Linked DNA regions of Mus musculus: region 2 is linked to region 1. A link is a contact called in ENCODE Hi-C or POLR2A ChIA-PET data. All regions are on one chromosome and are shown on one strand. Each heading gives the region's core, a stretch centred on a gene start or an enhancer-like site at or near the end of the contact. The rest is flanking DNA. Distances are from core to core; before and after follow the strand shown. Region 1 holds the start of Slco4a1 (solute carrier organic anion transporter family, member 4a1). Region 2 holds the start of Cables2 (CDK5 and Abl enzyme substrate 2).

Evidence for each region. A loop is a pair of places that touch in the nucleus more often than their neighbours do. ChIA-PET counts read pairs that join two places held with the same protein, here RNA polymerase II (POLR2A).
Region 2: POLR2A ChIA-PET joins it to region 1 with 18 read pairs in embryonic stem cell. The contact joins the promoter of Cables2 here to the promoter of Slco4a1 in region 1. A Hi-C loop is called at or near these places in 2 of 37 maps with a recorded cell type or tissue (T-helper 2 cell and v-Abl transformed pro-B cells). POLR2A ChIA-PET finds 5 or more read pairs at or near these places in 3 of 5 experiments (Patski and embryonic stem cell).

What each region holds. Positions count from the first base shown.
Region 1 is chr2:180,452,226-180,457,755 of GRCm38, forward strand. It overlaps Slco4a1 (solute carrier organic anion transporter family, member 4a1), which reads left to right and starts at 4,020. Exons shown (of 12, transcript NM_001355218.1): 1 at 4,020-4,148.
Region 2 is chr2:180,269,523-180,275,234 of GRCm38, forward strand. Cables2 (CDK5 and Abl enzyme substrate 2) reads right to left here and starts at 3,943. Exons shown (of 10, transcript NM_145851.2): 1 at 3,578-3,943. The coding sequence starts at 3,933.

The DNA of each region.
Region 1 (5,530 bases), core at 2,770-5,269:
CCCTTTAACCTTCTGAAAGATCTACTCTCTCATACAAAATTTTGAGTGGAGTCCTATAGTTGGATCTGGTGCCACGGTATAATCCCTTTCTGGGAGGTCAGAGGATGGTGAATTCAAGTTTACCCTCAGCTTTAAAGCAAGACTGGAGGCACCTGTCTCGGAAAGCAAAACAAACCTAACAAGGAGCCAGAAAAAAAAAAAAAGTAAAACGTCAAGTACTAACTCTATTCATTTATTTATTTTGCTTTTTGAAGACAAGGTTTCATACTGAATTCCAGGTTGCCTTTGAACTTGTGGCAAACCTCCTGCCTCAGACTCCCAAGTGTTGGGATTGTAGGTGTGCACTACCCCAAACAGTTTAGAAGCCTTAACTTCAAACATTTAACAGAGACTCCAGGGCATGTCACAGCTCACAGCTTGGCTGCCAGTGTGACATTATTTCATCATTTCCTAGGCATGGGTCAACTGTCACTAGGTTGTCTCAGCCCTTTTATAAACCAGGAAAGGAAGAACTGAAACATCTTTAAATGATCAGTATACATATATATATATATATATATATATATATATATATATATATATGTGTGTGTGTGTGTGTGTGTGTGTGTGTGTGTGTGTGTGTGTGTGTGTTCCACCAAAGCAGGCTCCTCAGTGAACACTGTGTGTGGGGGGGAATCACTCATACCTGTCAAAGCACCAGGAGAAGACCTAGTTCTGACCTAAGCCTTTGAGGTTGGCCACCGTTCCACCTGTGCCCAGGAAAAGTGTTGTCTCAGCAGCCTGACCCTCCCTTGCCCTGGCCTTTCTCTTTCTACTCTGGAGATCAACTGCCTGCCACTGGCGACGTCCACAGGACAGCAAGCCCAGGAAAAAAGGACATGCACAGAATGAGTTTATGTTTTAGCATTTCAGCATCCCACCCAACACTGTGACAGGGGACAGTGATTGCTCATAAAAGCATAAATATCTGTTGGGAGCATCCAGGAGTGCCACCCCCCTCCCTCAGCACGCAGTGATGCCCGCTCTGGGACCATGGGTGCCCAGCAGGGCTTGGGTTACTTGGATTATTTTTCTCTTGGTTATTTCCTCTCCAAAAACCCCGCTGGGATAGAACTGATTGAGAGCAGAATGTTCCAGGGCTCATAATCAGCCAGTTCTTGTTCCAAGCTTCTGTGGTACCCTGGGGTTGACCTCGTTGGGACTCCACCCCGGACCTCCCAGTTCCTCCCTGGCAAGATGAAGGGGGAGGCAGCCATTTGAAAGGAGATGGACACTGAATCCCACGTGCCACATCTCTGTCCCTTTTGTCAAAGGTTAGGAAGGTGCAGACAGCTCCCAGAGCTGCCAGCTGTATCACAAGCAGAGGGCCAGCTACCATTTCAGTCAAGGCCCAACGAAGCTGACTGAGAGGTGAAGGCGATGAATGTTAACTGCCTTCAGCGTCGTTATAAAGATACTTGGCAAAAACTCCCATTCTCCTCACGCATCCGACACCACATTCAAGACCCCGTACAAGGACAAGAGAGGGGAAAACTCGACTCATTTATGGAATTCCCCACATCACCCACCACCTTAACTCATGACTAATCTTCCTCCACTACGTTTACATGACTCTAGGCTTCTGGCTGATGCGTGTTACTCAAGAAACATGAATTCTCTCTGCAATAAACGTTCTCCCAATTCCTTTAGTCTGGTGTCTGAACTTTTTCTTGGCTGCTAACGGGAACCTGGATATACACTGCATAGAGATCTCAGTCCAGTCAATCTCTGGGACTTCCTGGTCTTTAGTCACAGGAAATACCAAGAACCTTGAGGAGCCAGGCACAGTCTGAGAAAATGAGGGTCTCCAGACCCCCAGGTATCATGAGGCCCCCAGAGGGCCTGGGTATGTGACTTGGCTTCTGAGGGCAGGACAAGGCCTGTGCCTTGCATTAATACCTGGATGTTTACTCTAGAATCATCTTTAGATCGTGTCTGATGAGGAAGGTTAATTCCTGTTTGAGCTTGAGGCTGGCTTAAAGTTCAGGCCCCTCAGCAGGCAGCACTATTTGTCTAGAACTTAATATCACAGTGTTACTTTTTAATCTATTTTTCTGGTGACCGCTCTACAGTAATCAACCCTGGTTACTGTCTTTAAAACAAACTTACCCTTTTCATAAAACACACCAGATGTTTAAAGGAAAAATATTGTACCAATATTGGTTTCAGGGATGTACCCAAAATTAAGTGTTGGAAGCACGGTGTCCAAGCCTGCTCCTGACATTTGGAGCACTTCCACGAGTCCCCTTTAGTGAGAAGTTCTACTCACACGTCCTGAAGCAGAGGACTCACAATCTCTCAAATTTGTGTTCAGCCTGCTTTCTCTGGCTTCAGGTCTTGAGGTCCATGTACCTAAGGGAGATGTTGAGAGAGAGAGAGAGAGAGAGAGAGAGAGACTAGTAAAGCCGTGTATACCTCATGGTGCCTGGCTGTCTATTCTTCCTGATGTCTTCTCTGAGCAGAGGCAGCCTCAGGTATGGAGGTCAACACCTGGGGCAGTGGAAGTGAAGCTCAGCTTTTTTTGGAGCAGAGACTCACATGTTGACAAGTAGACCCTAGACCCTGAAGTCATCACCAGAGGTTCCCAGGATAGAACATGAGTAGGTTCCGGCCACACCCACTCCGGGAAGACATGCTGATAAATAACAAGTCAGGCTGGAAGAACTAAGCTCAGCAGCCAGTCTCTTCTCTAGACATAAAGGAAGAGCCCTGCCTTAGCTCCCGAGGCTGCATGGAGGGTCTGTCCCCAGGCACCCTGTGACTAGTGATGTCCTCATGAGCTGACAGCAGGGTCCACACTAACTTTACTTTTGTGTAGCCCAAGCTGATCACAGACTCTGATTCCTTCTGCCTTTACTTCCCCTGTCCAGATTATAAACTCTGGATGCCTTGGAGAGTTGGGGAAGGTTATTTTGTTTCTATTGTTTTGCTTTGGTTGTTGTTCTTGGTTTTGTTTTGTTTTATTTTTATTTTTAAATCCAGACAGGATTTTATTAGGTAGCCCAGTGTGGCTCTCCCACTAAAGATTCTCCTGCATCAGCCCCATGTATGTATAGGATTATCGGTGAACATCGCCACACCTGGCTCACATGTATTTTCAATTAAATGTAATACACCCCAAAGGGAGACATATATGGAGAGTTTCTGCCATCGGCTGTTGATTGTCAGTGGTATGATGTTAATGGCTAGTGGCTGTCGGCTGTTACTTGGCTAAATTCAGACCAGCTACTGTTTTCCATTTCCTTCAGTGATGTGTTGGAATCATAAAATTAAAAAAAAAAAGAAAAATAAAAAATAAAAAAGGTTGTTTGCTTGATTTTCTGAGACTGGGTTTCTTTTGTAGCCCAGGCTGGCCTAGAACTATGAAAGTGGGACCCTTCTTCTGCCCCAGCCTTCCGAATACCCACAGGCTTACAAGCAGTAGCCATCACACTCGTATGGCTAATTATCTTAGTTTTACAGATGCGAAAACTGGCCCAGAGGGGTTCAGAAATATGTTCAAGGTCGCACAGCAGAGAACGCCTCAATTTGAAGGTGACTGGTATATTCTCTCTCCATCTCAGGTCAAGAGTACCCGGAACTGGAACCCTGTGGGCTCCTCCGGTGAGGGTGTGGTTTGGCCCAGCGCCCCGTTGCACTGAACTCACTGGTTGACCTGAGCAGAGAGTGGAGAGATCCCTTTGCCGGGCTGGAGCTGTACCCCACGCCTGAGGGGATCGCTACTCGCGCCCTCCAACGCCTCGGTTCCACGCTTGAGCAGGTGGCATCTACGACGCAGTGAGACTTGAGCCATATTTTCCTAGCCTGCAACCTCCAGAGTGTCCCCCAACAGAAAGAAATCACCGCGTGCAAAGCACTAGCTAAGTCCCGCTCTCTGTGCTGTCCCTGACCCGCCCAAGTTCCGCCCCTCCGCTCGGCCCCGCCCCGGCGCGCCCTCGCTACTGTCACCTCTGGCCCCGGCCCGCCCGAGCCTCGCTGCCATTGGTGGCGGTGGTGAGGCCACTACCCCCATCCCTGCGGGAGCGGCTTGGGCGATGAATGAAGCGGGAGTGGGCTGCGCGCGTAGTCCAGAGCGCAGGGCGCAGCGCGGCAGCCGGGTTCGTGGGAAGGTGAGTGCTCTGGGATCTGGACTGCTTTGAGGTCTCGGACCAGGATGGGGACAGGGTCTGGCTCCGTACTAGATGCCTCCTAGGTATGCCAGACTCCGACCTGCTGACGTCAGGAGCGCGGCAGGTGTTTGCGGAGGCTGGACTAAAGCGCGGCGGAGCCCCGGGTGCGTTGTCTGAAGACACATCCCGGGGAACCAATGCGGGGACAGAGTGGGCTCAAGGGAGCCGGATGCAGAATTCACCCCTTCTCACTGCACATGAGGGAAGCTGCAAGTCTGCAGTGGGGTGGGGGAAGGCAGAGCCGCTGCGCTAGAGCGAGAGGGAAGATGGGAGTGGACTTGGGGCGCAGGAAAGCGTGAGGGGGGGGGGGGGACCGCTAGAGCTGTCGGCCCAGGTTAAAGGTTTGCTAGTATACGCAGGTGCGAGCCTCTGCGGGTCTGTTCAGCGACAGATCCAGTGGCTGTGGTGGTTGTTGCTAAGACCGAGGGAAACGTGGAGCACGGAAGTTGCTCACTAGTGGCGGGCTTTGTCCCTACGAGGAGCGCGGATGCCCGGGTCCCTGAGGCCCGGTACCTTCACGCAGCTCTCCGATGCCCCCGGACGCGTGTGTACGCCAACGAGAGTTCGGGTCGCTTTGCTGCCTGATTGGCACGCTTAGCTCCAAACCCGGGAACTCAAGGCAGGGTACCTCCTTCACAGGAGAGGTGAGCATCTGTAGGAAAAATGAGATAGAGACACATAGTCGCACCTTATAGCTTGGGGCCCCAGGCGCAGTGGCTTGAGTTTAGCGTGATGAGGATTGCTGGCCTCCCCCAGACATGGCCTTGGGGTGTTTCTGTCCCAAGGTGTTGAAACTGCCCATTTGTGATGGAACTATCCCAACTTCAGGGCAGTGTTTTTTGTTTGTTTGTTTGTTTTGTTTTGTTTTGTTTTGTAGTTTAGTAAACCAAGGTAGCTGTCTAGTCAGCTGTTGTTAAAGCAGCTTGGGGCAGGTGGACGGCAGGGAAGAGAACACCTGGTGTTTAGCCGAATTATTTATAAATCTTAGCTGTGGTAATGGGGACAGCAGGCGCTGTTTGCTGAGCCTGGCATTTGCTGGCTTGGAGAGGGCTTTGGATAAGAGCAGTCCCAGGCAGCATTTTAAAGTCCCCTTGCACAGAGGAGCAGCCTGGGGCACCGGGATGTTTGGCTTGCCTAGAAATGACACAGGGGAGACCGGAGGTTTGTATCATTTGCCAGCCATTCTCTCTTCAAGAAGAGAGGAAAGCCAGGTCAGAGAACCAGCAGTTACCAGGACAGGACTATGCTGGTGGCCAAAGGTACCTACCTGTTGGCTGTGATGAGGTGCAAGACTTGCCTTGCCTGCCCACTAGGAAAGACCA
Region 2 (5,712 bases), core at 2,693-5,192, 180 kb before region 1:
CGGGAGCCAGAGTAAGGGTTGACATGTGGGATGTCTGTGTATATGATGCATAATATGACACTCTATGTAGCGGTGGGGGTCTTGGTGAGGAGACAGCTGAGGAGGGTATGTGGAAACGCAGGGGCTGCTCATGGAGCGTACGGTGGCATGTACTGTATGTCCACAAATACACGGGGACTCCTGTACTGTTCACATGTGCCTGGCACCTCAATTTGAGAATAGCTAAAAGCAGATAAACACTGAGGAGCAATCTGGACTTTCTGTCGCCTCAGCTGACACTCTCCAGACAACTAAAAAGTCCCAAGCTCAGTACCTCAAGCTGCAGACGTACAGGACAGTGTCTGCTCCAGCTCCATGGCATGGTTGCATGGCAATGACTGGAGCCCTCTACATGTGACGTGGGATGAAGAGGCCAGGGGTCAGGAGTGAGAGGGAAGGTGCTAGCTAAGAGGGCTTACCCGCTGAGCAGTTCAGCTGTCCTAACAGCTCAGAGCTGCCCCTTAGCAACGTTGCTGCTGCCTCTGAAGTCCACCCTCCTCTGTTCTTCAGTTGGTACCTGAAACCTAACTACAGACCTTAAACAACAACTGGTATGTGACAGGCTTCCTTGCTTGGAACTTGGGAGATGGGGAGAGGTCTAGGCAGGATCACGTGCCCGTGGCTTTGATTCTGTGCCCTTTAGGAATCCAGGAAGAGTGGATGGGCTGTGCAGGCTCGGGACAGACTCAGGAACCACCCGTCACATGACAGGTTGCAGAGAAGTCCCTAGTGAGGAGCCCATCCTGGCCAGCATGCTCAGGAGTCTGGGACCCTCCTCCACTAAGCAAGCACAACAGCATTCAGTCAGAGCCCGGGGCTCTGTTCCCCTGCCCGAGCACACCATTTAGCTCCTCACAGACCTGTATCTGCTAAAAACCCAAACAAATAAGCAAAATACCCCATGGTCTCCTGGTGAGTCTCCGTCCCAGCACTCCATGTAGAGAGGCCTGTGGTCCAGCAGCTTCACAGAGAAAGAGTGGGGCCTCAGAGGCAGGGTCAGCAGCTGGGTTGTCCTGGCGACTGACTACTCCAGTGGGTTTCAGCCCCGAGTGAGCAGATTCTGGGCAGAGACTAATACCCAGGTGCCAAGTTGCTCAATGGCTCCTCTAAGTGGCTCAGGTGCTACTCAGGGCTGGCCTAGGCCCCTCTTTGAGATCAAAGCAGAACACAGTCTCCTGCCTCTAGGCCCAGTTCTCTAATGGTGGGTGCAATTAGGTTGCAATTTGCAAAGTCATTTGCCTATGGGGACTTTCCCTTCCTCTTCATTTCTCCAGCAGGTACTAAGCAGGGCTGTTGTAAGTTGAAGTAGTTCCCCAAAAAGATCCTTCAAAAGCCTCCTTAGGGGCCTAAGCTACAGACACTCTAGGAAGGGATCAAGGTGAAAGGAGGACAAGATAAACCCGTGAGGACATGCAGGGAGGAGCCCCACGTGGAGACAAGGAGAGGGATCAACACAGCGTAAGCCACCGGCACCCAAGGCCTGTGGAAGCTGTACAGGGTCAGGAGCACCTCCAGGTTACAGCCTGACCTTCAGTGATTGGCATCCAGGGCTGGGGGGAAAAGTGCTGCTGCTGCTGGGAGCTTCCTTTTTCTCCATGGCCTTAGAGGTGCACACACAGGCTCTCTAACCAGAAGGCAGCAGTGGGCAAGTAGCTGGAATACACACTTTGAACGGGACCATAGAGCCTAGAGGTGAGCCTCCTTCCAGGCATGCAGTAAAAGAGACAATAAACAGCTCAAAAGCCCTGTGCAGACAACCAGCAGTGACTCTGTCTATTGCTAGAAAATACTCCTGAGAGCCCAAAGTAGGATCAAGGACAAAAAGCTTCTTGTCAGCCTATTCCACAGAGCAGGAGACTGAGGCTGTAAGAGATCCATTAGCTGTTCAAGGTCACAGAGCTACCGGATGGAGGATGGCTGGTCTGCACTCACTGTGACAGCCTTCAGGAGGCCAGCCACTGTTGTCTCTCCTACCCACAGACTGGGAGCTGGGGTAGACCGTCCTCCTGTTGAAGGCCTGTGACCACACAAGGATAACAACTCTCAGGATGAAGTGGGGCAGAACTAGGAAGACGGATGGCTGGAAGAGCTAGGACGGCGTGGGTACCAAAGGGAGCCTCAACCACAAATGTTTCAGCTTGCTCTTCAAGGGGGTCCAGCTAACTAACACTCTGGGACAAACTGACCCCTTGTCCCCACTGTATCCCTCTATGTCCTGTGGAGAAGCATGACCTGGCCCTACCTGTAGGCTGAGGTGGTAGCCACAGAAAGTTGAGGTCCTTTGGCCACAGATATGTGATGCAGGGTCAGAAGTCAGACAGCTTTTCCCATCACAGACCTGCCTAGGGCTTCCCACACCTGGGAGCCAGCCACCTGGCAGGAGCTCGGATATATAGCAGTGGGGCCTGCCCAGAAGGGACCTCAGTGTCCAGACTTAGCTCCCGCTGTCACTCGTTAGGTGAAGGCTGAGAATGCAAGAGGGAGCTGAGCAGGCTGAGACCCACATGGTGCTGGTAGCTACGGCCATCTGGGAAGTAAGCATAGCCAGGGAATGGGGGAGTAGTGAGGAATAAGAGCTGTCCTGGGCTAGGATGAAGGATCCTAGGATCCAGGCAGGGGAGGCAGAACAGTTACATGTTGCAGACCCTGAGTCCAGCAGGTGTGGGACAGAGGGCAGGGAGGTGGTCAGGTGTATAAGGCCGAGTAGAGATGAGACCAGGTAGGTAAGACCCTGGCCCACAAGCTGAGTTGGGCACACAGCCTGTAAAAAGTGTTTGTGAGTCTCTGTGTAGGGTAGCCAGGGGAGGGATGTGTCTAGAGTCAATTAGACCAAGGGAACTCCGAAATCCATATTCAGGGGACTTTCAAGGTAAAGAGCTGACCCCATATCCAGGAGCTGACAGCTTTAGTGGGACTTTCAAGGTAAAGAGCTGACCCCATATCCAGAAGTTGACAGTTTTAGTGGGACTATCCCTTCCCTCTGGAGGCTGACCAGCTTCAGTTAATCCCAAACTCATCTCCTGTATTCTGGACTGATGCTGCCACATCACCTCAGTCCCAGTCAAGGACAGACGGGACTGCGAGCCTCTCTGACTCTTGCACGCTGCGGTGATGGGCCCTCAAGTACCAGAATGAAGGATCCCTGGACCACCCTGGCTCCTGCATTATGGGCTGAAGAACCCTCTTCCCTAATTACCCGACACCTTGATCTTGGGCTGGTCATCTTGACCCTGTGTCCTGGGCTGACCATTCCGGTTCACCCAGACCTCTGAGTGTTAAGTTGATGGGTACCAGGTGACCATACCTGTGTGCGGGGTGAATGGACCCACCTCATCCCAACCATGTCCAGGTCTGCCGAGCTTGTGGCTTACCCGAACCCATAGGTCAACTACCCCACAACCTGGGAGGAGGGACCTGGCTCACCACCACCGGTGCCCCGGGCTGCCAAGGCCATAGGTCACACAGCCGGAGTGCTGGTTAGGCCTCTAGGCCACCACCCTGACCCCAGCGTGCAGCCGCCCCCGTCCAGCCCACTCACCTTTGGCGCTGCCCGTCCAGGCCAAGGCCGGCGGGCGCCGTCGTGGGGCTGAGCAGGCCCTGGGGCGCGGGCCTGGCTGGCAGCCCCGGGAGGCCTCCAGGTGGAGCGGGCGGCGGCGCGGGCGCCTCGCGGGCCTCGGTGGGCGGTGGCGGCGGCGGCGCTGGCTTCTCGCCTCCGGGACCCAGGCTCGGGGGCCGTCCGTCCAGGGAGATGTTGTTGAGAAAGAAGAGGGCGGCCTGACGGCGCCGGGAGTCCCCGCGCCTCCGCGGCACGGCCGGCGGGTTCCGGGCGGCCGGCGCGGGCCTGGAGGGGCCGGGGGCCGGACCCGGGGCTCCTCCCGCCGCAGCCGCGGCCATGCTCGAGTGCGCCGCCGCGCCGCGCCGCCGCGCAGCTGCCCATTGGCCGCGGCGCGCTTGCATGCAAATACCACCCCGTCACTCCCGCCCATTGGCCGCGGCGCGCCCATATGTAAATATAGTTCCGCGGTTCCTGTCTATTGGTTGCGGCGCGCCTGTATGCAAATACCACCCCGTCGCTCCCGCCCATTGGCCGCGGCGCGCCCATATGCAAATATAGTTCCGCGGTCCCTGTCCATTGGTTGCGGCGCGCCTGCATGCAAATGAGGCTCCTCTGAGCCCTTCGATCGGCTAGCGATATGTGGCTTGCCCCGGCGCTCCCCTGAGTCCTAGAGTCTTCTGTCTGTTGTAGGTTTGGCGTGGCTAAACACGGCAAGGTCGGTAGGTGCACGGAACCTGTGTCCTGTTCTCCCGTCCAGGACTCGGTGTACAGGGCACCCTTCAGCGAATGTTCATTATGGGCTGCAGACTCAGGGTGCGGGCCTGTTGTGGTCACTTGCTCCGGGGTGTTCCCTCAGCCCTGGGGTTCTTCTGGGCAGGTATCCATCCATGTTCCACCAGAGCCTGTAACTTCCGGGCTGTGCCGCCTGGCCTCCTCACTGACTGCTGAAGACACCCGTCTATGGTCTGAGGGCAGCTGACATCTCAGTTGCCTCATGGACGTGGTCTTGAGTCTGCATGATACTGGAGTTTCAGTTTCCTTCGTGGAGGATGTCCAGGACTCGAGTATACAAACCCTTCTGGCTCAGTACCGTGTGTGTATGTCGGCCCTTCCCTGTACAGAGTCTTCACCCTACCATCACCTGCTCTTTCCAGCTCCCAACCTATGTGGACTTCTTATCTTTCTTTTGTTTTGTTTTTCAAGTCAGGGTTTCTCTGTATAGTGTAGACCAGCCTGGCCTCGAACTCAGAAATCTGCCTGCCTCTACCTCCCAAGTGCTGGGATTAAAGGCATGCGTCACCACTGCCCGGCGACTTCTTGTCTTTAAAGTGTTTGATGGATCATTGAAGAAACACAAAGGAAAATCTCCCCAATGTTCTTTTTGGTCTATGGTCACTGCCTGCTCTGGTCCTGTGGCTGCTTAAAATGGGTGCTGGAGTGGAGTTGGTTGAGGGAGAGAGATCCCTGGGAAGTGGCTTCTTTCCTTGGGAGAAGCCATCGGTAGTGTTACCTATAGGAGTTCATACTGCCAGTTCCTTCCCTGCTTTTAAGGCTCAGGCAGGCTGATTCTGTCAGACACCCCCCTCTATCCATGGCATCTCCCTGTCATCCCTGAACAAGTAGGCTTACCCTTACTCTGTTCTGACCCCCCTCTTCTCCACTGCCTTTTCCTAGCTACCCTGCCAGGAACCAGTGACAAGGTGGACAGTTTTCCTGTCTAGTAGAACGCAGGGCTTGGTCCATTGAGTGGTGGGCACTCCCAGAGAGAGTAATTTCTGTCAGGGGGTCATGGTGTCTGCTGACCTGGGGTGGTGTCCTTCACACTCAGGCTGCTTACCTTTCTGAGTTTTGGTCTCTGGTAGTATGAGGTGCTAGCTGTATGACTAAGCTGCTTTGGGATGGGTAATTGATCGTGGCTAACAGAAGCCACTGTCTGACAGGGATGACAAGGAGGTGTGCTCCTGGCAGGGTACCATGAGTGTGGACATAGCCCTAGAGCTAGACCCCAATATTGGCAGACAAACCTGTGAGGTGATTGAGGGACATTTAAACAGGAACTTGGCCTCTTCCTGGGTGTGGTACTGTGGGTTTTTTTCCCTCACAGACCAAACCTGACC